Regions from separate parts of the Homo sapiens genome. Here region 2 is linked to region 1. Evidence: chromatin loops called from intact Hi-C (ENCODE). Cell type or tissue: heart right ventricle. All regions are shown on one strand. Each heading gives the region's core, and the rest is flanking DNA. Links, peaks and the distances in the headings are about the cores only.

The links. Peaks named below come from ENCODE experiments on the same cell type or tissue, not always from the same donor. Only the 100,000 strongest peaks of a DNase experiment are listed, where the experiment ranks them.
Region 2: a loop joins it to region 1, with 2.3 times the contacts of the local background. A loop is called at or near these places in 26 of 110 quality-filtered maps.

The regions. Positions count from the first base shown.
Region 1 is chr9:110,062,167-110,078,463 of GRCh38, reverse strand. All of the region lies in intron 7 of PALM2AKAP2 (PALM2 and AKAP2 fusion), which reads right to left. Among named protein-coding and RNA genes, the nearest start is that of C9orf152, 140 kb to the left of the region's middle. RefSeq lists an enhancer at 8,125-9,324. In heart right ventricle, for the core only: no CTCF peak of the experiment used is centred there; a DNase peak (open chromatin) is centred at 8,440; H3K4me3 peaks cover 451 bases; H3K27ac peaks cover 7,062 bases.
Region 2 is chr9:110,135,611-110,151,907 of GRCh38, reverse strand. It overlaps PALM2AKAP2 (PALM2 and AKAP2 fusion), which reads right to left. Exons shown (of 11, transcript NM_007203.5): 8 at 13,369-15,781. LOC124902244 (a long non-coding RNA gene) reads right to left here and starts at 2,175. Exons shown (of 2, transcript XR_007061727.1): 1 at 1-2,175. RefSeq lists an enhancer at 3,227-3,476. In heart right ventricle, for the core only: a CTCF peak has its summit at 8,814 (motif pointing right); a DNase peak (open chromatin) is centred at 10,362; H3K27ac peaks cover 5,131 bases.

The DNA.
Region 1 (16,297 bases), core at 4,328-12,327:
AAAATAAAACAGTTATTTAAAAATAGATAAGAATACATAAATTCAGAAAAATTCACCATAGGAAAATATAGACAGAGAAGCTTTCCTGTATTCAGCAAACAGTGACCAAATACCTACTACATGCCAGACTCAAGGTTCTGGAGTGTTCTTCACTATGTCTAAGAACTCAAAAGAAGGTTGTCATGTAACTAATATAATGAAATGCATGTGCCCCCTGCCAGAATACACCCTGTCTAAATCAGGGGTTGATAAAGACAGCCCATGTGCCAAATCTGGTCGCCGCTGGTTCTAGTAAATAGTTTTATTATAACACAGCCACGCCTATTCATTTACATATTGTCTAAGGCTGTTTTCAAGTTTGAGCAGCAAAGTTGAGAAATGTAGTTATAACAGAGACCATATGGCCTGCAAGGCCTACAGTATTTTCTTTCTTTCTTTTTTTTTTTTTTTGAGACTGAGTCTCACTCTGTCACCCAGGCTGGAGTGCAGTAGCGCGATCTCGGCTCACTGAAACCTCTGCCTCCTGGGTTCAAGCGATTCTCCTGTCTCAGCCTCCTGAGTAGCTAGGATTACAGGCGTACACCACCACGCCCAGCTAATTTTTGTATTTTTAGTAGAGACAGCGTTTCACCATGTTGGTCAGGCTGGTCTCGAACTCCTGACCTCGTGATCCGACCACCTCGGCCTCCCAAAGTGCTGGGATTACAGGCGTGAGCCACTGCACTCGGCTAAGACCTACAATATTTTCTGTCTGGCCCTTTGCAGAAAACATTTGCTAATGCCTATTCTAAATCAAGATGTATCTGTAGGAGAACCACTGGGTTTATTCAAAATTTGCCCAAACAGCATTGGACTTCCAGGTAACGAGTTATGGAACAGTCACTGGATATCCTGAAGAGAGAGCCCTGACCCGCTGACCCATGAGTCAGAGACGTGAGATTAATGCCCAGCCTCACCGTTTACCTGACACATGGCTTTGTTAGTTCATATAACCCGCTTTCTGTCTAAGGTTTCTCATCTGTCAAATGGGAGAACTTGCCCACGTCACAAGATGTTAAAGTGTTTTGCTCACTGTCAATGTACAACCTCGAAATGAATGTACTATTATAGTAATTATGAAAGCTATCACTGAATGTGTACTTGCAATGTGCCAAGTAACATGCTAAAGGCTTCCTATTTGTTATTGTATTTCATCCACATCTAATAGGGTATCGCCCTATTAGAGGAGTACGACTACAGTCTTCCTTTTACAGATAAAGGAACCAAGGCTCAGAGAGGTTAAGGGATTTGCTTGTTGTCACACAGCAAGTAGTTAAGCTGAGAATCACACCCAGGATTGTCAGGCTCCAGAGCTTATGCTATGAGCTATGGAGAACATTGATTCCAAAACTCTGACTCACTGAGTGGTATCCACCAAATCTATCCACTTCACTGAATAAAAGGCCTACTGGAATTGTTTGAGACAAACGCCGGTCCTGGGCCTACCACAGGGGTGGTATACATTGCGTGACAGCCTCCTTCATGTGCTACAGGTTATGAATTGCCCACGAAATAAACATTAAAGCTCTATCCATACAGGCAAGTGAAAGGGAGCCCCAAGCAGTGATACTGTAATGTTACCTTGACAGATGCCAGGATCAATTTCAAATGAATAAGTAACCCATAAAAAGTGGCTCAACACACAAAACTCGGAGGTGGCCTTGTCTAGCTGGTCTTCCATATGCATCTAAACATCATGTGTGCATGATTTGGGACCCTATATTTTTACTTAATAAAGCACATCTGACCAAAATATTACAGATAACTGAAAAATAATAACATAGGATATATTCTGTAAGTTTTTATTTTATACTCCTGTGTTTCAAAAATGAAGTTTCATTTGGCAACTAGTGAGATTTTATTCTTGCCAGTTTCATCCTTTTGAAAAGCATCCTTTTGGAGGTATATATACCTATATATATATATATATATGTAGAATATATATGATATACCTATATATCCTCAGGAGCCTATATACCTATGCTAGTTTACCCAGTATTTTATTTCCAGGATTCTATCAGAGAGAAAATAACCAGGGATGTTTATAAAACATAAATACAAGGATGTTCACTGCAGCCTTATTTATGAAGATAAACACTAGAAACCATCAAATCACCAACATAAAGCATTTATCTAGGTAAAATTCGGTGGAATATTTTATAGCTATTAAGGACCACGTGTAGAAACCAGACTAATTCACATGGAAGGAAAAATATTCTTTACAAATGTCAATGTCATGAAAGACAAAGAAAAAGGACTGATGAGCTTTATCAGATTAGAGGGTGATAAAGAGACAATATCAAAATACAAAGTGTGATCCAGGATTGGATCCTGGTGTTGGGGTAAAAAAATGCTAGAGGTCACTTTGCAAAAACTGGCAAATTTTGAAAAACCAAGTTTATATTAGGTAATAGTATTGTATCAATGTCAAATTTCCTGAATTTTTTTAACACTTTTGAGACTATATAAAGTAATATAAAGGGGCATGATATCTGCAACTTATTTTTAGAAGGTTCAGAAAAAAATATTAAAAATTATGCATCTGTATATAATATAGACATATATAAATTATATAACATGTCAAATATGAGAAATGTTAACAATTAGTGAAGAGAAAACAAAAATTCTTTGTACTACTCTTGCAACTCTTTTCTAAGTTTAAAATTATTTTAAAATAAAAAGGTAAAATATCTGAAATTTTGCTACATGGGAAAATGCTTATGCTAAAGTGAGTAAAAACATTAGGATCCAAAAGTCCATTGTAGAATAATGTTACAAGCATAGGGGCAGCTTTTACAGGAGCGACTATAGAGGTTAAAAAAAAAGAAAGAAAGAAAAAAAGAGAATGAGGGCAGTTTAAAATATACATATTAGGAGGAAATAAGTCTAAATGTTACCAGTGGCACGTCATTTCTGAGTGGTAAGATTTGGATTGAGTTTTCTTTTCTTCTTTTTATAGTTTTTTATGTCTACATTTCTATAATAAGCATGCATTATTTTTATAATTAGGAAAAATGAAATATTAGAGGGAAATTATATGTTTTTATGAATTACATAAACATCTGATTCAGTTTTCAAACAATTTTATGTACTAGCTTGATAGTGGAATTTGAAGATAAGGCATCTAAACCCTAGATAAAATCCTGTTTACAGCAGCAATACCAAATTGGTAAATTTTACAACAAATTAGAAATTATTTTCCATTCAAGCCTTAGAAGAGTAGGGATGAACTACAGGTAAAAGAGTAGGGGTGAACTACAGGTCTGGTGCATGAAACAGCTGGCACACCGACATTCGGCCAGAATTTTTTCAAGATTGTCAATTGACAACAAAAATAAATTGTGCCCGCATTCAAGACACATTCTTCTAATTCATCTCTTACAGTGACTTTTTTTTTTCTTTTTCTTTTTCTTTTTTTTCTTGAGATGGAGTCTCACTCTGTCGCTCAGGCTGGAGTGCAGTGGCACAATCTTGGCTCACTGCAACATCTGCCTCCTGGGTTCAAGAGATTCTCCTGTCTCAGCCTCCCAAGTAGCTGGGATTACAGGCACACGCCACCACACCCAGCTAGTTTTTGTATTTCTAGTAGAGACGGGGTTTCACCATGTTGGCCAGGCTGGTCTCGAACTCTTGACCTCAGGTGATCCACCTGCCTCAGCCTCCCAATGTGCTGGGATTACGGGCGTGAACCACCACACCCAGCCTATGGTGACTTTTTAAAAGCTCATTTCTGGTTCTAAAAATTAGAATGCTACATGGTATGTGTATGTGCGTGTGTGTGTTTATAATTTTTTTGTGAACTATTGGAGTCTTTTTGCAGACATAATGCCTCGTTATTCCTAATACTTCAAGGTACATTTTTGAAAAACAAGGACTTTTTCCACCTAACCACAGTCCAGCCTCAAAATCTTGTAATTAACATTGATGGAATTCTACATGTAAACCATAGACCTCATGCAAATTTCAATCTTGGTCCCAATGATGTTCTTACTAATAAAATGATCCAATCTAGGCTCCCATGTCTCATGTCTCTAGTCTCCTTCAATTTGGGGTACTTTCTTAGTCTTTCCTTGTCTTTCATGACTTTTACTTACTTATTTATTTGAGATGGGCTCTCACCATATTGCCTAGACTGGCCTCAAACTCCTGGCCTCAAGGGATCCTCCCGCTTCAGCTTCCCAAGTAGCTAGGATTATAGGTGTGAGCTATCATGCCCAGCTAATTTGGGACTTCTAAAGATTATAGACAAGTTATTTTGTTGAACATCCCGCAATTTGAGGTTACCTGATATTTCCTCATGATTAGATCTAACTCATGCATTTGTGCAGGAATATCACAGAAGCGATGCTGTGTTTTCCTCTGTGCATCTCATCAAATGGTGCACACTGCCAATTTGTCCAATTACTAATGGTGTTAGATTTGATTATTTGATTAGGGTGGTATCTGCCAAGTTTCTCTACTGCCAAGTTACTATATTCCCTTTGCAATTCATGTGTATTTTGTGGGAAGACACATGAAGCTGTGTAAATATCCTGGTGGGACAATATAATCATTAAAAAAGGTATACTAAGTAGCAATCAATATTCAGCCTCCAGAAAAAAACTAACAGCATTTCATAATATGTTTGTTAGTTATATTTAAGAACTATAGTATCCCTGAAACAATTTTTCAGAACTTCCCCAGAGAAAAGACTCTGGGGAGGGAAATCCCATAATGTAGACACTGCAGTTTGCCAAAGGTAAATCTAATGTTTATCTGCAAAAGTCACAGAAGTGGTGACATTTAGATGTGCAACCTTTAATTCCTGGGGAAACTTTGAAAAATAAATATGACTTGCCCTCTAGATATATCCTCAGAGCTGGCTTTCTTGACCTATCTGAACTTTCTTGTTTGTTCTCTTAACAAAAGGCTTTTAACTGAGATAAAACAACAAGCTAGGCTAACCCTGGCTTGAGTCTGGATCACACACAATGTGATCCAAAGAGTGTCAAGTGTCCATGTAAAACACCCTATAAAAGCTGTTTCAGCCATGGCAATTCTCAGCTCAGGTCATGAGGCTCACTTCAAGTGTCCCAGTTGAGAGGGTGTCCAGGAACTCCCAGGAGAGAACAACCTGTAGTCTTTTTACTTAAGCTTCTTATTTCCTAAAAGCTTTGTGTTTGTCTGAAAACACAAGACCAGCAATGACGCATTCTTGCTCAGAACAAAAACTGTCATTAAAATGGACTTGCAGACAGAGGCTTCAGGGCTTCGCACTAAAGACTCATTCTGTGTTTTGGAATCTATGATGATTATTACAAAAGAAATTACAGAATCAATTGTAATTTTCTTTTCTTATACCTGGCAAGCACAATGGTAGAAACCTCTCCTAAGGCAATGCTTAACAGTTTGGGCTTGGTGTTGTGTGAAGTTTCTAAAAATAAATAGTGATGCATGTCTCCTCTCTCTCATTGCCTCAGATTTCCATTTCCTAATTGAATGATTCTCTTTAGAGAATCAAAATGGTCACGTGCAAAGTTAACCAAGGAAGAAGGGGAGAAAGCAGGCTAGGTAGGCCAGAGGAAAAGGGGCATTTGGGGTATCAACCAAGGTAGAGCTGGGGCAGAAGTCAGGAGACCAAGAATGCCAGCCCACAGAGTAGCCTGAGTATTGGCTACTCCCCAAGGTGGGTTATGTGGGCATGCGGCTGCATTTGAAGGGCAAGATCATGAGGACAGATTGTGGCTCCAGGTGGTTCAGACACCTCTATAGCATTTATGCCCTATGAACACTGCTCCCTCAAACAAGACACTACTCCAGCACCCAAGGATTACTACGCCTAACTCCAAATCTCACTCAAACCAATGGCTTCTTCATCTACCGCCATCCTTGCAACAAATCCTTAGCACAATTCTCAGAGATGCTAGAGGGCACAGATAAGTAATTCCTTTAAAGTCTGCCTTTAGTTTCTCTTCCTTTTCCATGCATGACACTATAGGCAAATTCTATCATCCACATGATTCTGGAAAGATCCAAGCTTAGTAGCAGGCAGTTTTTTGAGACCTCTGATAGATCAGGGACTGCTCCATTCTGATGGGCCCCTTGCCACCCTTAGCCACAGAGCTGGTCCAGAGAGAGCCCGCCATCCCAAGCAACAGTGGGCAGCTTGAGTTTGGGTTATGGCCGAGTCCTGTGGAAAGTGATGAAGACTTAGAATTTCTCATTTTCTCTTCCACTTCTTTCTCCCTCTCCTCCCCCTCATTTTTGCCCACATCAACAGTTTGCTTTATATTGGAATGTAGTTAAGATTCTATATTTTACCAATAGGCTTAAGATTCTATATTTTACCAATAGGTTTAGGGTTATACTGGTTCAGAGAAAAATTTTGGGAAGGAAAAATTGGAAATTCCAATAAAATGAGTTAATAATATGAACTACTACTAACTCACCTTTCACTGTTTCCCTAACACTCACTGTCTGAACTATCTATAAACACAAAATGGTGAGAAAATCACAGATAGCCAAGTGTTTGACTTAGAATGATCTTACTGACCTTGTACATATATGAACAAGTCCTACGAAGACTATATAAGGTTAGTTAATAACACAGTGATGGGCAGAACACAAGTATCTCCCAAATCACCCTCAGGCTCCTATCACTCAATAATACTACTTAAGTCTAAGGGAATTTTATAGACATAATTTTAGCCGAAATTTACCCACAAGAAACAATGGTAGTGCTAATTGGAAAATATGCCCATTTTCTATGTATCAGGGCATAGAGCAATCATTGCACAGGAAGATTCTTAAATGAAAAATAATTGATCTTCATTGAAAGAGAACTGAAAGAAGGAGGAGTTACAGAGGACATGTATCCATCCAAGTGACCAAGCATAGACAGGGAGAAAGTGAACTGAGTTATGAACTGTCAAAGACGTCAATAAGATAGACTACATCCTGGGAGCCATGAGTAGAGGTGGCCCTCAGTAAGTGGCAGGCTTTCCAAAGTCAGAGAAGATCTTTACCAATGTAAAAAAGTGAAAAGCTATATTCCTGTTAGTCATTTCCTTGGGAGAAGAAAATAACATTTGGGACCTCGCTAAAGCAACCATAAGAATTTTATTTGTATCCTCTATTACATCTCTAATAGTAACTATTTACTGAGTACCTATCAGACTCTCTAAATGTTGAGTTCAACTACATGAAATTTCTAATATTCGACCATTTGACCTATAAAAGTGGCAATTTCAGATGGGTTCTACCAATTCTTTTTTTTTTTTTTGAAACAGAGTCTCGCTCTGTTGCCCAGGCTGGAGTGCAGTGGCATGATCTGGGCTCCCTGCAGCCTCCGCCTCTCGAGTTCAAGCAATTCTCCTGCCTCAGCCTCCCACATAGCTGAGACTACAGGCACGTACCACCATGTCTGGCTAATTTTTGTATGTTTTTAGTAGAGGCGGGGTTTCACCACGTTGGCCAGGCTGGTCTTGAACTCCTGACTTCAAGTGATCCACCCACGTCAGCCTCCCAAAGTGCTGGGATTACAGGCATGAGCTACCACACCTGGCCTCTAATTTCTAATTCGAAACTTGCCGGATGGGTATTATTCCCAGTTACAGACGAAAAAAACAGAAATGCAAAGAGGAAGAGTAGCACGCCAAAGGTCATGAAGACATCAAAAGTGCCATGTTCTGACTGGGGTCGCATAGATCCCAAAGCCAAAGGTCAGGCTCCTCTCTCTATGGTACAGCATGGAGTCATCTGAGTTAGTTCAGGCAGCTAAACATGTATTAAGCAGAACACAGAGCTTCAATCATCCCAGTGAGCCTACTAAGTTTTAAAACAGATTTTCTGCCAATACCCAGCTTATCACAATTGACCAACTTATACTTTTCTCAGTCCTCTGGTCTGTAAAAATGAGAGGATCGACTGAAAGAATTGGTGAGGCTCTTTTTTCATTTTCTAAAATTTGAATAATCACAAATAAACAGAGATTTTAAAATTTAGTTTCTAAAACTTTTTAGTTTTTAAATTTACTTTTTAAAATTCTTTTTAAAATAGTCATTGTTCTTTGGAAACTACCCAAACAATATAAAATAGTTTAAAGTAGAAAGAGAAGATCTCCCCTCTCCCCTAATTTCAGTGGTCTGTCTGCATTTGGAATTTTGCCATATGCAAGCATGTGACCTTGAACCATTCCCGTAGCTTCTCTGAGACTGCATTTCTTTGAGTGCAGAATGGGACTGGACAATGTCAGCTCTGCTTCCTCTCAGGGGAAGATGAATGTATGAGAGTAGGTGAAAGTGTTTCCACTATGGGTTTTGTACTAGGTTGTCAGTACCGCTCTGCTAGGAGTCATGGTCACAAGCTTCCCTCTCTGGAGTTTTCCAGGATGCCCCTCCAGTGGGGATGGCCGCCAACCCTCTTCCTCTCCTGGGTCTCACGATTACTTAGCAAGCAGCCTCCCTCCATGAGTCAGGACAATAAGGGTTGGGCATCTTGAGCTAATCAAGTGACATTAGAAAAACGGAAATAGCCGCCTGATTATGATTTAACCGAAGTAAAAATTCTTATAAAACTATCTCTGAATCATGTTTGCATCACTGCTGATAAATCATACCAGGCGGAAGCCGGTGCATGTGACTGACCACGGGGACTCACTCTGTTGCAGCTCCACCTCCAGCTCACTTGTACCCCAAAGACACAGGTTCTGCAAAGCAGATGGGCCATGTGGAAGCTGTTGTTCCCTCAGCGCCTCCTGGTTCTCCTTCCTAGTCCTCATCCCAGGGTTTTAGAGTTAAGAATCCGATAAGCAAATGCACACGTCATTTAATCTCAGAGCTGACAGAGGCCCACAAGATCGTCTAGAAATTTACACCCCTGAACATGAACATGAAAACAGCTGAAGGTTCTGCCCCATCAAGAATATGGAAGGGTTTCAATTAACCACATTAACAAGCCACAAGAATGACATGGAGTGGCCTTAACATACTAAAAATGAACCTGTCTCATGATCAAAGGATATTTCTCTTCTGTTCCTGGGACAAACAAATGTTTTGAAGTCAACTAACAGGCATACACAAATGAAAATTAGTATCTGTAGTTTTCAAAACACTTTTTGCAGATCAACTCATTTGATGTTGAATGGTTGGGAGCAGAATTTATATTTATTGAAAACAGCATGCGCCAGCCATGTCGGACTTGTTACTGAACTTAATTCGTAACAGCAGCAGCTAATCATAGGTATTACTGGTCCTATTTTGCAGTTTACAAAACCAAGGTTTTGACAGGTGGAATAACTCAATGGGTTCATTGTGGCCTCCCTACCTCTACTGGGCTCTTTCCCCACAACCTCTTCTTCTTAGAGACCTTTGATCTTGGTGCATCTGTGAATTACACTGTGGCTTCAGAAAATAAAACATTTTGCAAATTAAGTCAAGGTAACACTGAAAAATGTCAGCTCCCTTCCTACACTAGGGTTTCATTTCTATACTGTAAGATCCTTCCATAGTGAACAGTCCCACATTCTCCCAATCAAGGGCTAATTATCTCTGGCACCTTGTTAACCCAGAGGTGTGGCAAACCAAGAAAGAAGTTCTCTTTTAAGAAAGTTCCAGGCTGGGTGTGGCAGCTCATGCCTATAATCCCAACACTTTGGGAGGCCAAGGCAGGAGGATCACTTGAGGCCAGGAGTTCGAGACCAGTCTGGGCAACAAGGCAAGACTCTCTCTCTACAAAATAATTTAAAAATTAGCCAGGCATGGTGGCGCACACCTGTGGTCTCAGCTACTCGGGAGGCTGAGGTGGGAGGATCGCTTGAGCCTGGGGGAGATGGAGGCTGCAGTGAGCTGTGATGGCACCACTACACTCCAGCCTGGGCAACAGAAGGAGACCCTGTCTCAAAAAAAAATTAAATTTTTTTTTTTTTTTAAAAAAGCTCCAATTTTGCCCTCAGTAGAGAAAACCTCAGACCCACCACTAGAGCAAACCTCAGACCCACCACTAGAGCAGAGATTCCTATATCATCTCATTATTTGCATGATATTAGCATGCTGTGTTACCAAATCCATTGTCATTCCCCTCAGCAACTACCACCACCCATACCCCTTATTTTCATGCTATTCAGTTGCCTCCTTAAAGGGAGAAGTACAGAAGCCTCATCAGGAAAACAGAAAAAGAACAGAAAAACAAAATCAGCCAAGTGAAATCTGCTGGAGACTTTGTCCTCCTTAATCCATCATGAAAGTTTACTTAACTAAGATACAAATCCCAAAAGGATTACACATTCCATGTTCTGTCATTCTATCTGCCCCAAGTTCTACTGATATTCAAAATTATCTTACCAAAAAAAAAAAAAAAAAGAGTTTGGAACATAAGCAAATACAACTCTAAACCCAATCTGGGAAATTCTTACTTGCTAAATGCTCACTTGCCTAAAAGCCACACAAATTGTATTTCAATCACTGCAGCCTCGTCATTATTCTTAAAAGATTTTGTCAAAATGAAAGCATCAAAATTTAAACAGACAAAATTAACCTCCAAGTTTCATGTTTGTTTTTAATGACAAATATAAAAATAAATTTTAAGGCAGCACAACTACCTTACCTACTTCAGCAGATTAAGCAATTGCCAACATAAAGGAAATTGTTGATCAGAAATTCCATTAGAAAGACAACACCAAAATTCAGTTTTAGCCAGCATTTTCAGGAAAATTTTCATTCATACTAGTAAACAGAAATACAAAGCAATATCCGAAAGAAAGTTGAGACCTTGATACTTTTTGTCTCTCACAATGTTTACAGCTTACAGCTCAGCAACAGCCAGGGTGGAGGAGGAAATTCCTCTGTTCACACCCACCTGCCATTGATGCCTTTTTTAAGAGGACTGTGCACAATGTATTTTAAAAAATCTATTGTTGGGTGAAGGAGACTCACATGTTTTCTTCTTCTGGCTAATAATGCATTCAATTGCCTTGAAGTCAATGAACTCCTGCGTGGGAAATACCAAGCAGCAGCCAAACAGGAATAGATTAAGTAATGCACCAACCAGACGATGTGTTTGAAACTTACATTCTAGAAGACCTTTCAATAGTAAAATACTTCATTCAGCAAACCTTTTCAATTTCACTTTATTTGTAACTTTACAAAGTTTTCTTAATTATCATTGTTAGAAAAATGAGAGTATTTCAATATTTGAGATTTAAATAATCTAAATATGAAGTCCTTAATTGAGAGATCAGCCATGATAGCACTGTTCTCCCAAGAGAATGTAACCTGGCATCCTACTCTCGGTAATCTGCCCAGAGTTGGAGAAAGCTAACTCCCTCCTCAGTTCGATAAAACAGACTAACGTTAGAATGACTAATAGTCATTCTCCTTCCTCATTCTCTATCTTCCCAGTGCAAAGAAAGCCAGGCCATATTTATTATTATCTATTATCTGATAAAACCAAATGAAGAGCTCTCTCTTTCCTTGATAATGAGTCTCTAGAACTGAATACTTCTTTGCTAAAACTATCATAATCTGAAAAGGAGGTAAAATAGGAAAGGCATAACAGGCATCATGAATACCTGCAAAAACTGCAGCAAACAGATACTAAAGAGTATCTGTGGTCATTAAAAAGACAAGAACAATATATTAAAAATAGCCAAAATGTTAGTGGGCAATATGTTATCTCCTTTATATTTTAGTACTGAGTTCTAACCGTGTGCCAGCCTGTTTCAATCTTTACCTACTTTTTTTTTTTTTTAAGAGACAATGTCTTGGTCTGTTCCCCAGGCTAGAGTGCAGTGTTGTGATCATAGCTCACTGCCACCTTAGAACTCCTGGGCTCAAGGGATCTTCCCACTTCAGCCTCCCAAGCAGCCAGGACTACAGGTGTGCACCACCATGACCAGCTAAGTTTTTAAATTGTTTTTAGAGACAAGGTCTCACTATGCTGCCCAGGCTGGTCTAGAACTTCTGGGTTCAAGTAATCCTCCTGCCTTAGCCTCCCAAAGTGCTGGGATTACAGGCATGAATCACCACGCCCATCTTTTACTTACATTTACTCACTTAATCCTCTCAACAACTCTATGAGGTAAGTACTATTATCTGCGTTTTACAGATGAGGAAACTAAAGCTTACAAAGGTTCAATAATTCACCCAAAGTGACAAGGACAGGAAGTCACAAAGCCAGGATTTCAGCTTGGGCTCCTTAACTCTGCTTTAAGTCCATACTCTCTCTAAGCCATCCTCTTCCAGAAACTCCACACCAGCCATTTTGCAAATCTACACCTACGCTCATAGGATACATCTTAAAGTGTTGTCTCATACAACTTTTGCACCATGATTTACTTTTTCATGTATCTGTTCTTTGCATCTTTGCTAGGGATAGTGAACTTCTCCAAAGTAGGGAACTGGGGAACTCTTTTGATGCCTGGAGGACCTCATAGATGGATTAACCTCTCAAAAACAAGGGCAAGACAAAAGGTGGAAGCAACCCAAGTATCGAATGAATGAATGGATATACAAAATGTGGCATATAAACACAATGGGACATTATTCAATTTTTTTAAAGGAAGGAAATTGTGACACATGCTATAACATGGATAAACATTGAGGACATTATGCTAAGTGAAATAAGCCAGTCACAGAAAGACAAATACGTGATTTCACTTATATGAGGTTACTAGAGTAGACAACTTCATAGAGACAGAAAGTAGAATGGTGGTTGCCAAGAGCTGGGGAAGAGGAAAGAAGGAAGGGATAGTTATTGCTTAATGCATACAGTTTCAGTTTTGCAAGTTGAAAGAGTTCTGTGAATGGATGGTGGGGACGGTTGCACAATAATGTGAATGTACTTAATACCACAAAACTGGACACTAAAAAATGGTTTAGAGGGTACATTTTACATTTTATGTCACACAATTAAAATGAAAAACAGGGCAGGCACGATGGCTCACACCTAAGACCCCACACTCTGGGACACCAAGGTGGGAGGATCGCTGGAGCTCAGGAGTTTGAGACCAGCCTGGACAACATGGTGTGACCCTGTCTACAGAAAATTTAAAAATTAGCCAGGCATTGTGGTGCACACCTGTGGTCCCAGCCTCTCAGGAGGCTGAGGTGGGAGTATCGCTTGGGCCCAGGAGATCAAGGTTGTAATAAGCCATGATTGCACCACTGCACTCTAGCCTGGTGACAGAGTGAGACCTTGTCTCTAAATAAATAATGATAAATAAATAAATAATAAATAACAGACAAAAAAGGACAACAACTAGAACAAATGTCTACAGAAATGTCTTAATGTCTACAGCCATGCCTCCATGGGGCTGTCAGGCTGCTGTCACGGAAGTGCAGGAAGCTGGCCCTCCACCAGAAAGTCATCCGGCTGGTGTGACACCAAAGCTTACTGATGGGGACAAGCCATTCAACGCTGTCACTGCTATGTTTCCACAGCCTTGCAACCTGCAGGTCACCCTCAGAACAAGCCCTTTCTGACAGCTGTGGAAGCAAGAGGAAACATCAAACTCCCAAGAAAGTATGTCTTTAAGACCTCAGCCTCTTCCTGTCTCATAGGCTGGTCCTGTGGAGGGCCCTGATATCTGGTGCGCAATGCCAGAAGACAAGTCCAGGCATCCATCATTTCCCTTATCACGGGGCCACCGAGGTCCCAAAAATAATGAATGAGGGGTCGTTTCCACCTTGGAAATGTGCCAAGTCCACATCAAATTGCAAAGGAAACAATACTGAGAAGTGTGACAGCTTGGGATTCCTGCGATGACAGAGGTGGGACAATGAAGGAACTGCCCCAGTTCCGGGGCCAGAGAGCTGCCGTGGCAGTAAGAAGCAGTTCAACCCCATATCCTTCTCTTCAAATCACAGTCCTGTGGCTTCTGCTGAGGACATACCACTAACTACACAGGCTTGAACTCCTGGCTTCAAGCAATCTTCGCATCTCAGCCTTCCAATGTTCTGGGATTACAGGCGTGAGCCATCGTTCCTGGACTCACTTGAGCCCTCAAACACTTTCTGAGCCAATTCACTGCTGGGTGCCTAGGACCCAATGTGTTCCAGACCGAGGCTGGGCTAGGAGGTCGGACAGGAGAGGCACTTCCGTCTTGGGAAGATGAGCATACACACTACTAGGGGATTCAAGCTGAATTTTCTCTTTGGCTTCCAAAAATCGCCTTCTATTAACATTTTTTCTATCATAATCAATGTCTTCGTTTACTTCCACTCCTTCCTCCTCCTCCTTAGGTAGGCAGCCAGGCTTTTAACTCCTTGCTTCCAGGATCTCATATCAAGGAGATAAGATTTTTCTAGAGTTTTGTAAACATCTAAGCCATCAACAAGATTTGCAAGGTGTTCTAGAAAAGCTCCTTACCCCCTCCACCCCTGGGTGTTTCACTTTGGTCCGTGGAAGCTCCTAAGGGAACTGGCAAGGCTTCAGAGAAGAGGGGCTCCAGGTTCCCAGACTTACCAAGGATTTCCCTGACCTGTCCCATGCCTGCATGAACTGGTAAAGAGCCTCAAATGGGATGAACTGTGTGCACCCCTACCCCAACCCTTGCTCCACTTCCTATGTTGAAGCCCTAACCCCCAATACTTCTGAGTGTGATGGTATTTGGATACAGGGTCTTTAAAGAGGTAATTAAATTAAAATGAAGTCTTTAGAGTGGATGAGTCTAATATGACTGGTGTTCTTACAGAAGAGGAAATTTGAGCCAAGCGTGGTGGCTCACGCCTGTAATCCCAGCAGTTTGGGAGGCTAACGTGGGTGGATCACTTGAGGTCAGGAGTTTAAGACCAGCCTGGCCAACGTGGTGAAATTTTGTCTCTACTAAAAATACAAAAAAAAATTAGCTGGGCGTGGTGGTGGGCACCTGTAATCCCAGCTACTTGGGAGGCTGAGGCAGGAGAATCACTTGAACCTGGGAGGCAGAGTTTGCAGTGAGCTGAGATCGTGCCATTGCACTCCAGCCTGGGTGACAAGAGTGAAACTCTGTCTCAAAAAAAAAAAAAAAAATAGAAATTTGGACACAGATACATACACAGAGGAGAGACCATGTGAAGACACTGGGAGAAGACACCCATCTACAAGCCAAGACCTAGAACAGAACCTCTCCTCACAGCCCTCAGAAGCAACCAACCCTGCAAACACCTGGATCTTGGTCTTCTAGCCTCTGTCAATGGAAGAAAATGACAAGACAAATCTCAATCATTTTAGATTTATTTGCCAAAGTTAAGAACATGCCTGGGAGACAGATGTATGCCTTTCTCCAGAGATGATTTTGAGGATTCCAAATTTAAAGGAGAAAAGGTGGGATATTGAGAAGCACACAGTTTTCACATAAACAAAAGGGGCAGAGGAAAAAATGTGGAGAATCTGCATTTTACATAAGATAGCACAGACAAAATGGGGTAGGGGAACAATCAGATATGCTTTTGAGTCTGGCAGGGCCTGGGTGACTGCGCCTGTATAAGATAAACTATCAATTTGCATTGCCATGGTGAAGTTTTAACAGCTCACCAGGAATTTCCCTGTGGGCAAAATATAGGGAAGGCAGGTATTTTTTCATCTTGTAGCCATCTTATTTAGGAACCAAAGAGGGGAGGCAGGTTTGCGTGACCCAGTTCTCAGCTTGACTTTTCCCTTTGGCTAAATGAGTTTGGGGTCCCAAAATTTAACTTCCTTTTACAACTATATGAGAAAATAGATTTCTGTTGTTTAAACTACCCAGGCTGTGGTACTTTGCTATGGCAGCCTTAGCAAACTAATATAACACATGTGCTAGAAATCACTGTTGAAACCATTGTAGATAGGTGTTGGATGGACCACTTCCCACAACCTAGCACATTCTAAAACCTTAGGTCCTGCAGGTAATCCTAGGGTGGGTGTGTCTAAAAATAATGGGGTACATTTTCTTATAGTTGGACAGATTGAAGGCTTGGAGATAAAATTAATTTACATAAGTTTTAAAATGCTATTTTTTATGTGGTACATATACACCATGGAATACTATGCAGCCATAAAAAGGAATGAGATCATGTACTTTGCAGAGACATGAATGGAGCTCAAAGCCATTATCCTCAGCAAACTAATGCAGCAACAGAAAACCAAACACCACATGTTCTCACTTACAAGTGAGAGCTGAACAATGAGTATACATGGACACAGGGAAGGGAACAACACACACTGGGGCCTCTTGGAGGGGGTGGGGAGGGAGAGCATCAGGATAACTAGCTAATGCATGTAGGGCTTAATATGTAGGTGATGGGTTGATAGGTGCAGCAAAGCA
Region 2 (16,297 bases), core at 4,560-12,559, 73 kb before region 1:
ATGAACACACAGTGCCATGTAGACCTCAGGGCAGGTCCGTATTGGTCTTGGCTGATGGCCAGCCCTGACATTTACAGAGCAGGGAACAGGTATAATGTGACCTCTATAAGGAACGTAAGGAACCACTACAACAATGTTAGACTGAAATTCCGAGTGGAGGATAGGAAACGTTTAAGTTTATTTCATAAACGTGATCATATTCAAACTATTCCATCTGGAGTAATTTTAGACTTAAGCCTTTGAAGGAGTTTGAGGGTAAGTGGCTTCACTTGGTTGACTCCAAAGATGTGTTTCTAACATTGTGTCCTGTGACCTTAGCTTTGTAGGATAGTTACTTGATGCCTCAAAGAAAAAAATCTTTGGTCAAATTAAGCTTGGGAAACTCTGGGTTAAAGAAAACAAGGAGGGAGAGAGGGATTTGTTTACCAGAGGACTTCTGGTTTTAGTGCTAATATGATTGTGAAGCTCTAATTCAGGAATGGGAGTGCAGCATTTCTTAAGTTTAGTTAACCAGAAAACCTCACTTCATAGAATCTATTAAGTGCCTCAAGAAAAAAAGCCAGGTGCAGAGGCTCATGCCTGTAATCCCAGCACTTCAGGAGGCTGAGGTCAGAGGATCACTTGAGCTCAGGAGTTTGAGACCAGCCTGGTTAACATAGTGAGACCTCATTTTAAAAGTAAGTAAATGAATACAGAAGGGGAAAAAAATTTTAAAGTAAGTAAATGAATACAGAAGGGGAAAAAAGAAGAAAAACAGTTTAGGAAATACTGTTGTCTAATGTACAGTAGTTAACCAGCTTCCAGGGAACTTTTCTGGCCCAAGTTCATTTAATAAGTAAGTATGGGCACACAGCTCATGTACAAGAACGTTCAGCACTGTGTTTTTTTTAACTACACCAAGATATCTTCCTATTGAAGAATGGTTAAGTTAGCTATGGCTCATTTAGGCAATGAAGTATTAGTTAGCCATTATAAATGATGTTTTAGACTCTCAAACTTAGAGGAATGGTTAAGGTCATGAGAAAATATTCAAACTATATTAAGAGAAAAAGCAGACTGCAGAAGTAGATATATTGCAGGAGTTCAAGAGTGCAGGCGGGAGAGCCAGACTGCCTGGGTTCAAATCCTAGTTCACCACTTCTTAACTGTGTGAAAGAAAGCAAAAGTGCATAGCACATGGCAGACACTCAATCAGCATAAGATGAACACTATATGTTGCCTCCTGTGGTGGGCAGAACAATGGCCTCACCAACAATGTCCAAGTCCTAATCCCCAAAACCTGTAATACGTTGCTTTAGAGGTAAAAAGAACTTTGCAGTTGTGATTAAGTTTAGGTACTTGAGATGGGAAAGCTATCCTGAAATATCCAGTTGGGTCTGATGTAATTGTAGGAGGGAACTAGGAGGGTCAGCGAGAGAGAGAGAGAGATCTGAAGATGCTGCACTGCTGGCCTTGAAGATGGAGGAAGGGGCCATGAGCCAAGGAATGTAGGCAGCATACAGAACGAAAGAGGGAAGAAAGTGAACTCTTCCCCAGAGCCACTAGAAGGAACACTACCCACTGACACCTTGATTTTAGCCCAGTCTTAGGTTTGTTTGAGCTGCCATAAAATACCATAGACTGGATGGTTTGAACAACACGCACTTATTTTCTCACAACTTTAGAGTCTGGAAGTCCAAGATCGAGGTGCCAGAATGGTCGGTTTCTGCTGAAGGCTCTCTCCCTGGATTGCAGACAGCTGCCCTCTTGCTGTGTCCACACATGGTGGGGAGAGAAGCTGTCTGATATCTCTTCTTACAAGGGCATTGATCCTGTCATGAGGGCTCCACTCTGTGACTTCATGTAAACCTAATTATATCCCAAAGGGCCCACCTCCAAACACCACCACACTGAGGGTTAAGACTTCAGTATACGAATTTGCGGGACAGGGGTCTCAATTGAGACCAGGCTGGTCTCAATCCTCCTTTTGGATTTCAGGTCTAACTTTTAAAAAGCCAAGAATGGGGATTCCAAAAGTTCTGAAAATTATTTTGGTCAGATAGTCATCCATAGCAGATGAATTTCAGACTTCTGCCTTCTAAAGCTGTAAGATAATGCATGTGTATTTTTAAAAATTATTATTATTAGAGACAAGGTCTCACTATGTTGCCCAGGGCTTGAACTCCTGGGCTCAAGAGATTCTCTAGCCTCAGCTTCCCAAAGTGCTGGCATTACAGGCATGAGCCACTGTGCCTGGCTAAATGCATATTTTTTAAGCTACTATATTTGTGGTAATTTGTCATAGCAGCAATAGAAACGAATGCAAGTATCAACCCAATATTGGCTTCCATGAACCTATGGGCATGGAGAAAATCTAGAAAGGTGGTTATTCCTGGGGGAGTAGGATTATGAATCACTTTTGATTCTTTTTACATTTTTTTCTACAATCAGCACAAATTAATTTTAAAATATAAAACAAACCAGAAAAGTTTTCTTGTAAATATTATTAGCCCACGCTGAGAAAAGCAGGTAAACCTGCTTGCTTTAACTTTTATGGACTAGGCAGATCCACAAGCCCTTCCATCATCCCAGGCGGTGCATACCCAGAGGAGCTCAGAAGGAAAAAAACTGTTCATCTCTGCAATGGTGGTGCTCACAAGACTGTAGCATTGCAAGGTAGACTAAGCAGCAAGGAAGCCCAAAGAGTTTCACTCCAAACTAGCTAGTTTAGTCCCATCATGAGTGGGAAAGCATAAATTGGTGTTTCCTGTTTATTTATCATAAATAGTTATACCACTCTGTGGTCCAGAGAAAGCAAGCCATGCCTTGGCTGTGCTTCTGGATTTTCCAGGCCGGATGGATTTCCCTTGGGCATCTGTGGCGAGCCGTGCTGACAGGAGGCAGAGAAAAGAATCTGCAATTCCTCCCACCCAAAGAACCCGAGAAAAGGCTGCATGCACTCAGAATACAGCTATTGTCATCCCTGACTGTCCAAATCTTCCTTCTGGATTTCAGGTCTAACTTTTAAAAAGCCAGGAATGGGGATTCCAAAAGTCCTGAAAATTTTGGTCAGATATTATGATTTGGGTGATTATTACTCTCTCTATGCATGAAGTCTGAGGTCTTAAATCAAAGAGCCTTTGTTTCCACATTTCTCAAAATAAAAGAAAAAGCCTTCACCCACTCGTATTTAAAAACCAAACTGAACCGAACAAAATCACTCACCAGAGGACATGCCTAAGCCAGGGCCTCCTTCAATGACCTCCTTTCTTCACACAGCATTGGGATAAGGTTGCAAACATCTGAAGCGACCCACAAGTCACCAGAAAGAAATGAGCTCAGACTTGCATTTTCAATTTCGTTTCCTCTCAGTACAAGGGAACATCCTGCTTGTCAGCCCCAGAGTGCACGGACTTGTGCGGTTCCAGCTGTGACCCGCACACCAAGAGCTGGTCCCTTCTTCTTTCATCTCCTCCTTTGAAGGCCCCAGGGGTGGGAGAATGTGATGATATGAATCTTCAGATTATAAACTTAGCTCAGAAATGAGAAATACCACTGCTTGGCAAACAAGTCTGAGAAACTGTCAAATATTATTGCTTAAAGGTAAGTCAAGTTGTTGGATGAGTTGCTGATATTGGGTTTATACCTATGAACACAACTGGAAGATGATGAAAACTCTAGAAGGAAAGAAAGAACTCTGCTCTTACAGGGCAAGCAGAGTTTAAGGCCAAAAAGGAAAAAAGTTAATTAAAACAGTAAGAATGAAAATTATGGTGAATAGTAATTCTCCACCAAGATCCTCTCTTCAAATACATTTCTACTAGCATGGTGGGCTTGGCTGTGTGAAGATTACCTCCCCCCAGAAGGAAAACATTTTTATGGTAATACATGTAATTTTATTCACTCAGTACATTTAATGATGGACTTTTTACTCTTTAGTTTTTCGAATCATAGTGGACTACTGAAAACTCATTATTCCTGACCTCAAGTTTCTAAGAGAAATGTTAATTCTAAGGAAGTAACTGAAAAAAATCCCAGCTAGGAATAGAAAGCAATTTTATCATGTGTGTTCGGTTATTTATTTCAGGCTCACAACTGCTGCAAAAGAGCAACTCACAAATAATTCTACTAAGGCTTTCTGGCCTTTTCTTTCTTTTTAGAGACAGGGTCTTGCTTTGTCACTCAGACTGGAGTTCAGCGGCATGACCATAGCTCACAGCAGCGTTGAACTCAAGCTCAAGCAATCCTCCCACCTCGCCTCCTGAGTAGCTAGGACTAAAGGTACACACCACTAAATTCAGCTATTTTTTCCCCCCGTAGAAACAGGGTCTCACTATATTGCCCAGGTTGGTCTTGAACTTCTGGTCTCAAGCGATCAGCCTCTAAGCTTTTTCTTAAAACAAAAGAGCAACTGTAATGTTGTAATGTTGTAATGACAACAACAATAATAACTCTTACTGGGAGCTTTTTATGTACCAGGCCCTGTCTCAACATTTTTATGAGGTTGGTATAACTTTATTCCTATTTTACTGAGGTTTACAGAGGTGAAGTAAGTTGGTCACAAAGCTAGCAAGTGGTAGTCAGGAATGAAGCTTGAGATATGAATCCAGAGAAGTGACTGTCATATTTTAGCATATATTCTCCCTGACCATCACACATAATTTTTTTTTTTTTTTTTTTGAGACAGAGTCTTGCTTTGTTGCCCAGGTTGGAGTGCAGTAGGGATTGTAGCTCACTACAACCTCCGCCTCCCAGGTTCAGGCGATTCTCCTGCCTCAGCCTCCCGAGTAGCTGGGATTACAGGCATGTGACACCACGCCTGGCTCATTTTTATATTTTTGGTAGACATGGGGTTTCACTGTGTTGACCAGGCTGGTCTCGAACTCCTGACCTCAAGTGATCTGCTGACCTCAGCCTCCCAAAGTGCTGGGATTACAGGCATGAGCCACCTCGCACATAGATTTATACTTGAGTAATGGGAAATAAAAGAGAGACTGGTAATACTTGTGAGTTAGATACACACACATTTTGGGAACCCTTTTAAGTTTACCTTCAAGGCCATGAGAAAGAAAATCTCGTTACAAGAACTACACATATATTCTTTGGTGCTCTAATTGTCTGCCCCATACACTCTCTCCCTGCCCCACCTCACCTCCTAGCCTTCCACCCCATAAGTATGTAGCACACAAAGATCAAATAGATCTGAAATGCCAGTCTCCTTAGGGAAGTACACAGCAAGTAACTATGGCTGGTAAAAGACACAGTCATATTCTGCCCTGAACCCCAGCAGTCACAGAGGACATCCTGCTCCCAAGCCTGGTTTTGATTAGTTCCTATTTCTTACCAAGGAACTTGCAAGAATTAGGTTCTTTGATTCACCTCCTCTCTGTCACCTGAAAACTATGCATCTGTTTTTGTGCATGGCTGAGTCTGATTCCTCATAAGATGCTCCCCTAACTAACTTGCAGCATGGAGAGGCCATGCAGAAGTAGGCAATGAGGACATCACATGGTGGCCCAGCACCAGCAGGAGCCAACCCAGACACACGGATCTATCTGAAGACCCAGCACAATCAGCAGGAACAGCAGAACCTGCTTGTACCAGGGAATTCAGCTGGTGGGGAACGTTCTGCTTTTTCCAAAGTTCTGCTGCCCAGAAGCTGTAACTGCAGGCTTGTCACAGAATAAAGACTTCTGGGCCCATAGGATCTCAAGAGTGAGGCTGGGCTGCACGCGGTGGCTCACGCCTGTAATCCCAAATCCCAGCACTTTGGGAGGCCGAGGCAGGTGGATAACAAGGTCAGGAGATTGAGACCATCCTGGCTAACACGGTGAAACCCCATCTCTACTAAAAATACAAAAAATTAGCTGGACGCGGTGGTGGGCACCTGTAGTCCCAGCTACTCGGGAGGCTGAGGCAGGAGAATGGCGTGAACCTGGGAGGCAGAGCTTGCAGTGAGCCGAGATAGCGCCACTGCACTCCAGACTGGGCGACAGAACGAGACTCCATCTCAAAAAAAAAAAAAAAAAAAAAAAAAGAAGAGTGAGGCTGACAGGCAGGTTTAACCATGGCAGTTGTCTTTTCCAAGCCTTTAAGGGTAATATCTAAAGAGAATGTGGAATTCTATACTTTGAAAAGTCCTGATTTCATTGCACACCTTCACCCCTTGCCAAACATAGCTTCAACATAGTCTTTTCTTACCAATTCCTTTCCAAATGGCATGCATTTTTCAAGAAAACATACTTGCTGGATTTAGATAAAGAGAACACAGGGAAGTCTGGGCCAAGGCAGAAAGATCAATTTTTAAAAGGCAAGGAGAACAGTACGTAGTCATGGTGCTCAATGATCACCAGTCAACTAACTTAGTTGACTTTGACCCTAGTACACCAAAAATGTTCATGTTTAGTTAACAGAATAATGAACACTTATCCCTGCTCATCCTCAAATTTAAAAATTTCTTCCTTGCTTGAGTACCCAGTTCTTTCGAAGTTTTCAAGGAATGAACCTGTTTCTGGAGTAAATGGCAGAGCTTCTTCCTGGGAAATAACTTTCAAAAAGAACTCACAAGAGCAGCTAGGCTAGATGGCTGATGTGGACTAAGTTAGTCCCTTGGCTATCCGCTCAGATCTTTGGACAGCCCGAGTGCTTTTGCCTACTGTAATTTGGGGCATTGGAATTGAGTTCTGAAAGCAGAAAGGAATCATCCTGGGTCACTAGGGAAGCACTGTTTCATGGCCCCTGAGAGTCAAATTTATACACCCAGGCCACCGCAAAAGAAGGATTGCAGAGCCACAGTGGCTCCTAAAAGGAGGATCAAGAAGGACCCAGGAAAATGCAGGGGTTGGGCATAAGATTGGGAAAGGGTAGAGGGAACCTGAGCTACAGGTTGGAGAGAGAAGCTATTACTGTATACCTCATAGAGCAGGCTCAACAAATGGGAAGGAGAAGGTAGGGGAAAGAAGATGGATTTTGGAGACAAATGAGAGCCTGAGTTTGAAACCAGGCTCTCCCATTTTCAAGCTGAGTGACCTTGGGCAACTTAATCTCTCTGGGCTCTAGTAGTAATTCTTTGAAAAAGAATATTATTACAGGTCCACAACTCTTCATATATAATTCCCAAATCCAAAAAACTCTGAAAAGAAAGATTTTTCATAACTTATTTGGCAGCAAAACCTGACATGAGCTGACATGAAGGTCTCCTAGTCTTTACCCACTTAATGTAACTAATTCTTCTTCTCAAGTTTTAGAGTAGAAATTTAATTTGATCACAGGGTGTTGACCCAGAACCTGCCAGTTGTGTTAAATAATAGTATGTTCATTGTATTACTTTTCTAAATAATAGTATATACTTTATAAATTCTCTAAAATCAGAAAAAGTCTGAATCTAGAAATATATCCGGCCTCAAGAGTTGAGGTAATTTGTATCTTAGAGGGCTGTTGGGAGGATTCAGTGAGAAAATAAGAAATGACAAGTGTGAAATAACTAGTATTATATGCAGCTTTAAGGCCTTGATAAATTGTAACTACCATGATTAGACTTTTGTAACCAGAGAATGTTCTAGAAATATGGTGGTGGACAATAACCATCTGTGGACACTCCACAATAAGCTTTAGCTAGCTTCACACAGCCAGAAGGGCTCCTACAAGCTGCACAGTTGGTGCCTGCCTTGCAGGAAAGAGAGGCACTGTGTACTACTGATGGAGAGCTCTCTCATCATCAATCCTTCTGTCAGATGCTGACACAGGGACTTCCCCCATGGAGCAATGAGGGCACCTCAAATGAAACTGTGCCTCATGTGGCTCTAATTTAGCATGGCACACTCCACCAAGCTCTGCTTCATGAAGAATGTGTGGACAGTCGCAAACATATTTTTCCTAAGACTTTCCTTTGTGATATTTGCAGATAATGAAGGGGAAAGAACAGAGACCCAGTTAAGAATCTTTATAATAATGTAATGATCACCTCATGTCTAATCTTATCTAAACAGACAGCAGCAGAAGTCAACACTTCCTGTACAGCTTACAAAAGTAACATTTATAACTATCACATCTTTCCACAAATTAGAAGACATGAACAGATACCCCAAGTTATGGAACTTAATAGCAAACTACACCTTCTCTTTTGCCACTCTCCATAATGTAGGTCTCACGGGGTGAATGATCTGACTTGGTAAATAAATTCAACATCTGGCATGAAAACAGAAACTCTCAAAAAACCAAACAAATCATCACCTAACTGGGTTTCTCTGGCATACTTAGAACTTGGAAGTGAAACCAGGATATCTAATAATAGACACAGATACTAAAGTGAGAACTGTTGGCAACCCCAATATGAAAAGACATTTGAAAAGGTCTTGAACTGCAACTTCAATACAATGTTTGGATATCCCACCCCCTAATTCTTTCCTCAAGGGTGTTTTACAGCACTGTGTGAGTTACCCCTTCAAATCAGGCTCATGTACCTGCAAAGGTGCTTCCTTTATTCTCTCTCTCTCCTTTTTTTTTTTTTTTTTTTTTGGCACTTTGCTGCCCAGCCTGGAGTACAATGGTTCGATCACAGCTCACTGCAGCCTTGAACACCTGGGCTCAAGCAAACTTCTTGCCTCAGCTTCCCAAGTAGCTGGGACAACAGGCATGTGTCACCACACTCAGGTAATTTTTCTTTTTTTTTTTTTTTTTAAGAGATGGGGACTTGCTATGTTGCCCAGGCTTGTCTCAAACTTAAGCAATCCTCTTGCCTCCACCTCCAAAAGTGCTGGGATTACAGGCATGCACCACCACCCCTGGCCTTCTTCCTTTTAGTCTCTAATTCTAAGTGCCATCAGCAGAGGGCACACATGCACACACTATTGGGAGCATGGCCCCTCACATAACATACAGGGTGTTCACCAAGATGGCGCCTGCCTTCGGAAGTGCTCATAAGCAGGAAGAGCTCAATCCAAGCCTATGAAATGGATGCATTACAATAGGAAGACATTTAGTCCATCAACTCACAGTGAAGGCAGGACAGCTTGGGGTTGTGTTCAGATAATTACTCCTTTAAAAACTCTCACTGGCTTCTCACTGACCATAGGGTAAACTCTAAAGTCTACAACCCTTAACATGATTGATAGAGCTCTTGGTTGTCTGGCTCCAAATCTATTTCTGTTTTGTTTTAAATCTCTTCCATTAACTTACTCTTAAATATCTCAAATGTGCCAAGTTCTCTATTCCTTTTGAGCCTCTCTTAGGTGCCCTTCCTTCTCCCCTACACCCTGAGCCCAACTTTACCCCTTCAGTTCTCAGCTTAGACAGTAATTTCCTAAGGAAGGAAGACTTTCTTTATCCTCCAAATGATATGGTCTTCCTTGTTTGTGCTCCTACAGGTCTCTGTGCTTCTCTGTCATAAAATTGCCTCATTTGTTTAATGTTGTTTCTCTTACTGAACCATTAAGTTCCCTGAGAGCAGGGACTATACATTTTTATTCACCTCTGTATAAACAAATGTCACTCAAATTCTATTTAAGTGGAGCTTCTTCCTTTAAAAGTCAAATAAGGGCCAGGTGCAGTGGCTCATGCCTGTAATCCTAGCACTTTGGGAGGCCAAGGCGGGCGGATCACCTGAGGCGGATCAGGAGTTGGAGACCAGCCTGGCCAACATGATGAAACTCTGTCTCTACTAAAAATACAAAAAACAAACAAACAAAAAATTTAGCTGGGCATGGTGATGGACACCTGTAATCCCAGCTATTCAGGAGGCTGAGGCAGGAGAATCACTTGAACCTGGGAGGTGGAGGTTGCAGTGAGCCGAGTTTGCCCCATTGCACTCCAGCCTGGGAGACAGAGCAAGACTCTGCCTCAAAAAAAAAAAAAAAAAAAAAGTAAAATAAGAACCAACAAGATAATTTCTAGATACCCGGTCATTAACAATGACTATATCCTTTTCAAAACAGAACTTCTATCATTCATTGTCCATCTTTTAAAAGCAAAAGCACTAAAAGCAAAAACAAATAGCATTTCCACACCAGGGGGATGGGGTTTCTGTCTAGATAACTTTTGTATGGAAAGAATTAGAAGATTTCTCCTTCCTTACCACATCTTGGCTCTCAGTGGATTTTATTTGCTTTAAGGTTTTAGGATTCCAGCATGCCACCAGCATGATTTCTACCAGAGAAGTTAAAAATTATATTTTTCATCACCTAGTATCCAATCATCAATCTGAGTCACACAACAAACTAGTGGAGTCACTTCTTCTGGCATGAAATATGAAATGTGCCGCAGGAACTTGGTAACACCTCCATTCACAAAACCACTGAAGCCAGGAGTTCTGACCCTAGCCATGAATTGTCTAGTTTGGCTGCTCAGAGTCACGTGTCAGCCTTCTCCCCGATCATGAACTTGGAGGTTGGCCAGCCAAGCAATACTCCAAAGATTTCCAGGCATGAACAGGAAGAAAATTGTATTTTACATTCCGTTTCTTTCAACTCATGTTGTAATTCTGGGAAGCCCGGGTGCCTGCTTTAAATGTTCTAGAGATAAACATGAAGGAATGACATGTATGCATATCATTATCATGATTGTACTCAATACGACATCAAGATTGGAACAGACTTGCACGGATGAATTACCATCCCCTTGTAGGGACCAGAAATCAATCCTATGGGGGTGGGATATGGGAGAAGAGATCAGCATTAGCATAGAGGGAAGTACTGGGGAGATTGATACTGGGTTGCTGGGATGCCAGTGGCAAGCCTTAGGATGCTGACTTGTTTAAGGCAACCTCGGTCCTGGTGGGGAAGCCTGATGGACAACAGCCGGTGGGGGAATCAGGAGAAAGCATTGAAATGTCTTTATATTAGACAGTTGTTTATGTGCTAGAAATAAAGTTGGAGGTAATATGGTGAGGGGTTCGATTAAGAGATAGAGACAGAGAAGCCTGAAAATACTCATGCTACGGTCTGAATGTTTGTGCCCGCCCCCCCATTATTCATTTGTTGAAACTTTATCACCAATTTGATGGCATATATTAAGAAAGTCACTGCACTCTTCCTCTTCTTCCTCCCTTTCCTTTCCTTCCCAAACAACTCAGTCCAAAAGTCACTAGGCCAGGCTGAATAAGATGGTACCTGCTGTAGTGTTGGAGCCCAGGGAGGGTAAGGAGGGTGTTGGTGAAGGGTCGTGGCAGTGGCCACCTGGAAAATGATGTCGGAGCCCAAGTTTGGTGAGGAAAACAGGAGACTGGTTATACTGGAGTGTGGGGGAAGGAGGGCTAGTTAAATAATAAACATATTACAGATAATAAAAACTAAGTATCTTTTGTCAAGAAGGTGGTCACAAATATGGAAAGGGAGAAAGTATGAATGAACTTTTTATTAAATAAGAATTAAAAAGCATCAGGGCAAACTCATGGTTTTCAAGAGAGATGTGTGTAATTTCTAATTCTGTCCACTGAGAGTGCCTGGGGCTAGTGACAATGCAATAACAATGAGCACAGCTAGCACTCAGATCTTTGTTTCTAAATACCATTCTCCATCATCAGAAACTAGTGCTCTTCAGAGAGACGACCGATTTCAGGGTTGGGAAAGTATAAGATGAAACTGGAATATCTTGCGATGCCAGAAATTGAGGAAGCATTCAAAGGAAAACGGGGACATCTCCAAAGGACATACAAGTTAGCCAGAAAGGGCTCCCGTGAGCTGTAACTGAACAAGTTGCGGATAAAAATAATAAAAGAAATGGATTATAATCCATTGAATATCACAGGAATCCATTGAATATCACAGGAATCCATGAGATCATACCGACATAAATAAATGAAGTTTGATAAGAAATGGGGTGAAAATTGCAGAATACCACAGTATTGCCCTACAAAATGTATATTAATTACAAAAGAAAAAAGTAACTACTGTGCAGAAGGCTGGCAGACACTCCCTCAATGGAGTGATCATAATCAATATTAAGTGATCAGAGTTGACACCTGTCACCATAATGGGACAAACTAATACCACGTGCTACCTGTTTGGATACAGTGAGAACACAGCATCAATTTGGTGGTATTCCTACCAAAGATGCACAACCTGAAAATCATCATATGAAAACATCAGAGACCCACATTAGGGAGCAGTCTACAAAATTGGGGGTGATGGGGCATCATGTTGGCAATTTACTCTCAAATGATTCAAAACAGAAAGACATTTGTACTGTACTTGGGAACTTTTCTTTAGGTTGGAGATTCTTTCCAATTTTAAAAAGTTAATGAGAAGAGTGACCTTGAGTCATTGTAGGTTTGATGGAAGCCAAGTGTCAAGATAAGATTAAGATATGGATGGACCAAGATAAGTGTCAACAATTATCCTTTAGGGTAACGATTCTTAAATTTTCTCTGGTGAAGCATCAGTTTTTCCCCACCAGTCCATTATGAAGCAATAGTTTTGTAAAATACAAAAATCCCACGCTTGGATTTCAGGACAATATCACATTGCAATAGGAGTTTTCAAATGCTTACTCTCGATGTCTGAACTTAGAATGAACCAGTAGCAAATGATTCCTGGACTAGCTTGGACCACGCTTTGAGCAGCGTTTTCCATAGCTGAAGATCTGTGGATCCCTGATTGCTATCACATTCACATGGAAAATAAAAACAACTGGTCACACTGTTATCCATATGGTAGCAATAATAATTAGCACTCTAATTAACATCAACCATCTATACAAAGTATTCAAAAAAGGGACCACCCAGGCAATATGAAGGGATTAAAGACCTGCCTTTGTGAAGAGTAATTCAACTTTTCCAAATGGGTCACATGACAAGAACAGATGCGTCCACTCCTGATTCCAAAGTAGTTGCTTTGTGGTGACTTAAGAAGAAAAACCCAGTTACACGGAAGATGAACAAAAGCATTTTGCATGGACCAGTCTGCAATGCCATGCCATGACTATCATTGCTGGGAAGGAAACCAGCATTCAGAAGGGGTTAGTTAGTAGAGGACAACTCCCAAATCAGATGGGTTTAACTAGATACTGAGGGTCAAGCTACTGATTCCAACATAGTCCACACATGGGTCCACTCTGGTTCTATGCCACAAACAGCCTCTCCTTCAGACAAGAGGCAGGCTTTCAAGTAAAAGAGAACAATTCTTTATAATAAACCAAGGCCAAAGCAGAACAACAAAGAAGGAGCTATTGCATCCTCTGGAAAGTGGCAAACTCCATGCAAGCTCAGGGTTCTTCTAGAGGACACTCTTGACACTTTTGTTGCATGTCCCTGTATGCTGGAATTCTCATGCCAGTGTCCCCCCAACACTTATTCCAGACACACACAGAGGAGGCTCCACATAGAAACCCATGAGCTGGAATCAACAACAACAGACTGCTGTGGCATCTGTCTCTCATGTGAGGCACCTCACTTACCTGGAGCAGTTTTGTAGCATGTTCTGGAGGGCAGTGATGGGGCATTCTTTGTCCTGGGGCTCTGCGTACTCTGCAAGACTTGTCTCTGCCTCTTCAGCTCCTCTTCCCTTTCCTGAGCTGCTCGGATCTCTTCCTCAATCATGGACAAAGTCCGCTGTTTCCTGGACCTCAGCTTGAAAGGCCCAACCATCACGTCAGATTCTTGAGTGGCCAGGAGGGAGGCTGTGCTTCTCAGCTCAGCTGCCTCCGAGTACTTGCTGAAATAGCTTCCTTCGGGCCTGGTCTCCTCCATGTTAATCGGGCCACTGGGCTGCACAGCTGGCAGTGGCTGGGGGGGCCCCCTTTCCCTGAGCGCCCTGTCTTCAGCAGGCAGAATCTTTGGTAATACATCCCTTTTCTCTTGAACAGGAGAAGACACCTGAGGTGGCTCAAACATGCTCTGAGGCTTTTCTGAGCCGAAAGCCGCAGCTTCAGCTTCCTCTACAGTCGCTTCAGGTCCCTGTTGCTCTGCTCCATCCCTGCTGGTTTTGGACACAGCTTTATCCACCTGCTCGGCTATGGCTTGTTGAATGGCATTCTGCACCAGGAGGCCAGCCTGATACTCCAAGGGGTCATCAACCAACGGAGAGTCCCCCAGCGTGGAGGAAGGGGAATAGAAACCATGATCACTAAATGACTTGGAGACGCCTTCTCCTCGGCCCTCTGAGGGGTTGTCAGTTTGTGGTGTCTGGGGCAGAGAAAAATCAGCCAGTGAATTTTCCTGGAGGGCATTGGTTGTCTCATTGGATGCCCCGCTGTCACTGATGTTGTCCATGCTGAAATCATTGGATAGGGTCTCCAGGACTGTGGTATCCTGAGACCTCACCGACAATTCGTCCAGACCAGAGTCAAGCTCCTCTTGGGTCAAGGAGACATTGACAGATCTTGAGAACTGATCCAAAATCCCATGGTCATCATCCTTGACCACAGTGAGGACAGCCCGGGCGCTCGTAAATTCTCCATCCTCAGCCCACAGTTTAGATAAGGGCCCACGTTTAGAAGGCTCGCTGTAGGGCCCTTCCTTCCCCTGAGAGGCTGTGTTGCCCTGGCTTCCTGCTGCCGATGGGGTCTCCAGGGCACCGGGGGATTTCTGTCCCTTGGCGGCTGAGGCACCACTGTCTTCTGGAGGTCCCCCGACAGAAGGTGGTCTCGGATTAGTCAGTGGCTTGTCTGAGTTGACTGACCCCAGAGGCCTGTAGAAAGGCTTGATGGAGAACAGCCTGGGTGTACTCTGGCCCTTGGCCACCGCTTGCCTGGAATTCTCCATCAGCTGAAATTGTTTGCGAGCAGCAGAGAAATCTATCTGCTCTGTGACAATGTCCTCCTTTGCTTTGTCAATCATGCTTGCGCGTTCATGAGAAGAGGCAGGGGCTGTGCAGAGCTGCGATGGGGGCTGCTGCTGCTGCTGCTGTAACTGCTTCTGCAGCAGCAACTGTTCCTGCTGTGCCCTTCTCTCTTTGCGCTCCTTGTACTTTTTGTGCGACTCCAGATGTTCCTCGTCCAGCTGCTCCTCGATGGTTTTTTCCTGCGGGGGATTCCACCATTTTGCTGCAATGCCAGGATTCTTCTTGACGGCCTGGCTGCGGATGAGCTCTCTCCTCTCCTTTTCCAGCTCCAGCATCTCCTCTGAAGGCCTCACTTTTCTAATGCAGTATTGTTCTTTCTCATGCTCGTCATCCTCAAAGAGCTTGGAGGGCTTCTTGTCCTCATGGAAGGCACGCAGCTCAAACTTGGCCTCCTTTTTCAGTGTGGTGAGAGTGAACTCTCCATCTCGGGAAGAACACCGTGAGCTGGTTGTGGAGCTGGGGCTGACAGGCACCTGCAGGCTGTCCCCCAGCGCATCTCTAGGCTGGCTGGGGGAATGGCCATTTGTTCTTTCTGCCTCTGCCATGGGGTCAGGGCTGCTATTACTGAGCTCGATGTGAGGAGGTGCCTGCCGGCTAGCTGTTCTTTCAGTGGGTTCTGGCTGGGTCGCCTCGTGGACAGGGGGGCTTAGGCCGCCCACCAGAACCACTGCACCAGGCTCTGGGGAGGATGTTCCATTGTACGTTCCATCCACAGCAGAATCACAGCAGTTGGCCTCTAGCACCTCATCTAGATAGCGGATCTCTCTGGCAACATCATTATCCAGGGATTCGTGGTGATCAGTAAGGAGGCCATTATGCGGGGGTGAATAGAAAGCGGAGGGATGGTCCATGGGATGTGGGGTAGAGGTGATTCCAGGAACACTTTTACATTCTGCAACAGACACCTCAATTTCCATGTTTTTGTGATCTGGGGAAAGAGAGCTGGCAGCAGGCTCCAGGAGGGTGGCACTATAGTTGTCTCCCTCGCTTTTTAGCCAGATATCATCCTCAGAAAGCTGGGGAGGCTTCTGGAATAAAGAGTAAACAAAAGTCAGGGTTAAATACTGCATCTCTTATGGATGTGAATGCTGACAAACTGACTCATAATTAAGAGGAAGGAAAATGGAAACCACAGTGACAAATTCTTTTGAATAGATATTTTCTAATAATCCCTTAAATGTTCATTTTCTTGTAGTAACAGGTGCCCAATCCTCTCTAATTTATGGATTCCATTTTGTTTACATGCTAGTGCCATTTTTAAATTTTATCTACTAAGGTGGAAGAGATTACATCATTATTGTACCAGAGTCTTCCCAAGTATTTTGCGGCAAATGATTGCAGGCTGTGCAATACGACTATTAATAGGATTGCAAAAAGAAGGTCCTTTTGTATGAACAGATCTTTAAAACATATGACTCTCTGCCAGATGTAATGCAGTTATTCTGGAGACAAGAAACTTTTTGGAAAATCTTTGCAGAATAAAATACTGGAAAACAGTAGATCCCTTTAATGGCAGCACACAGGCTACAGTGCCTCACTGCCAT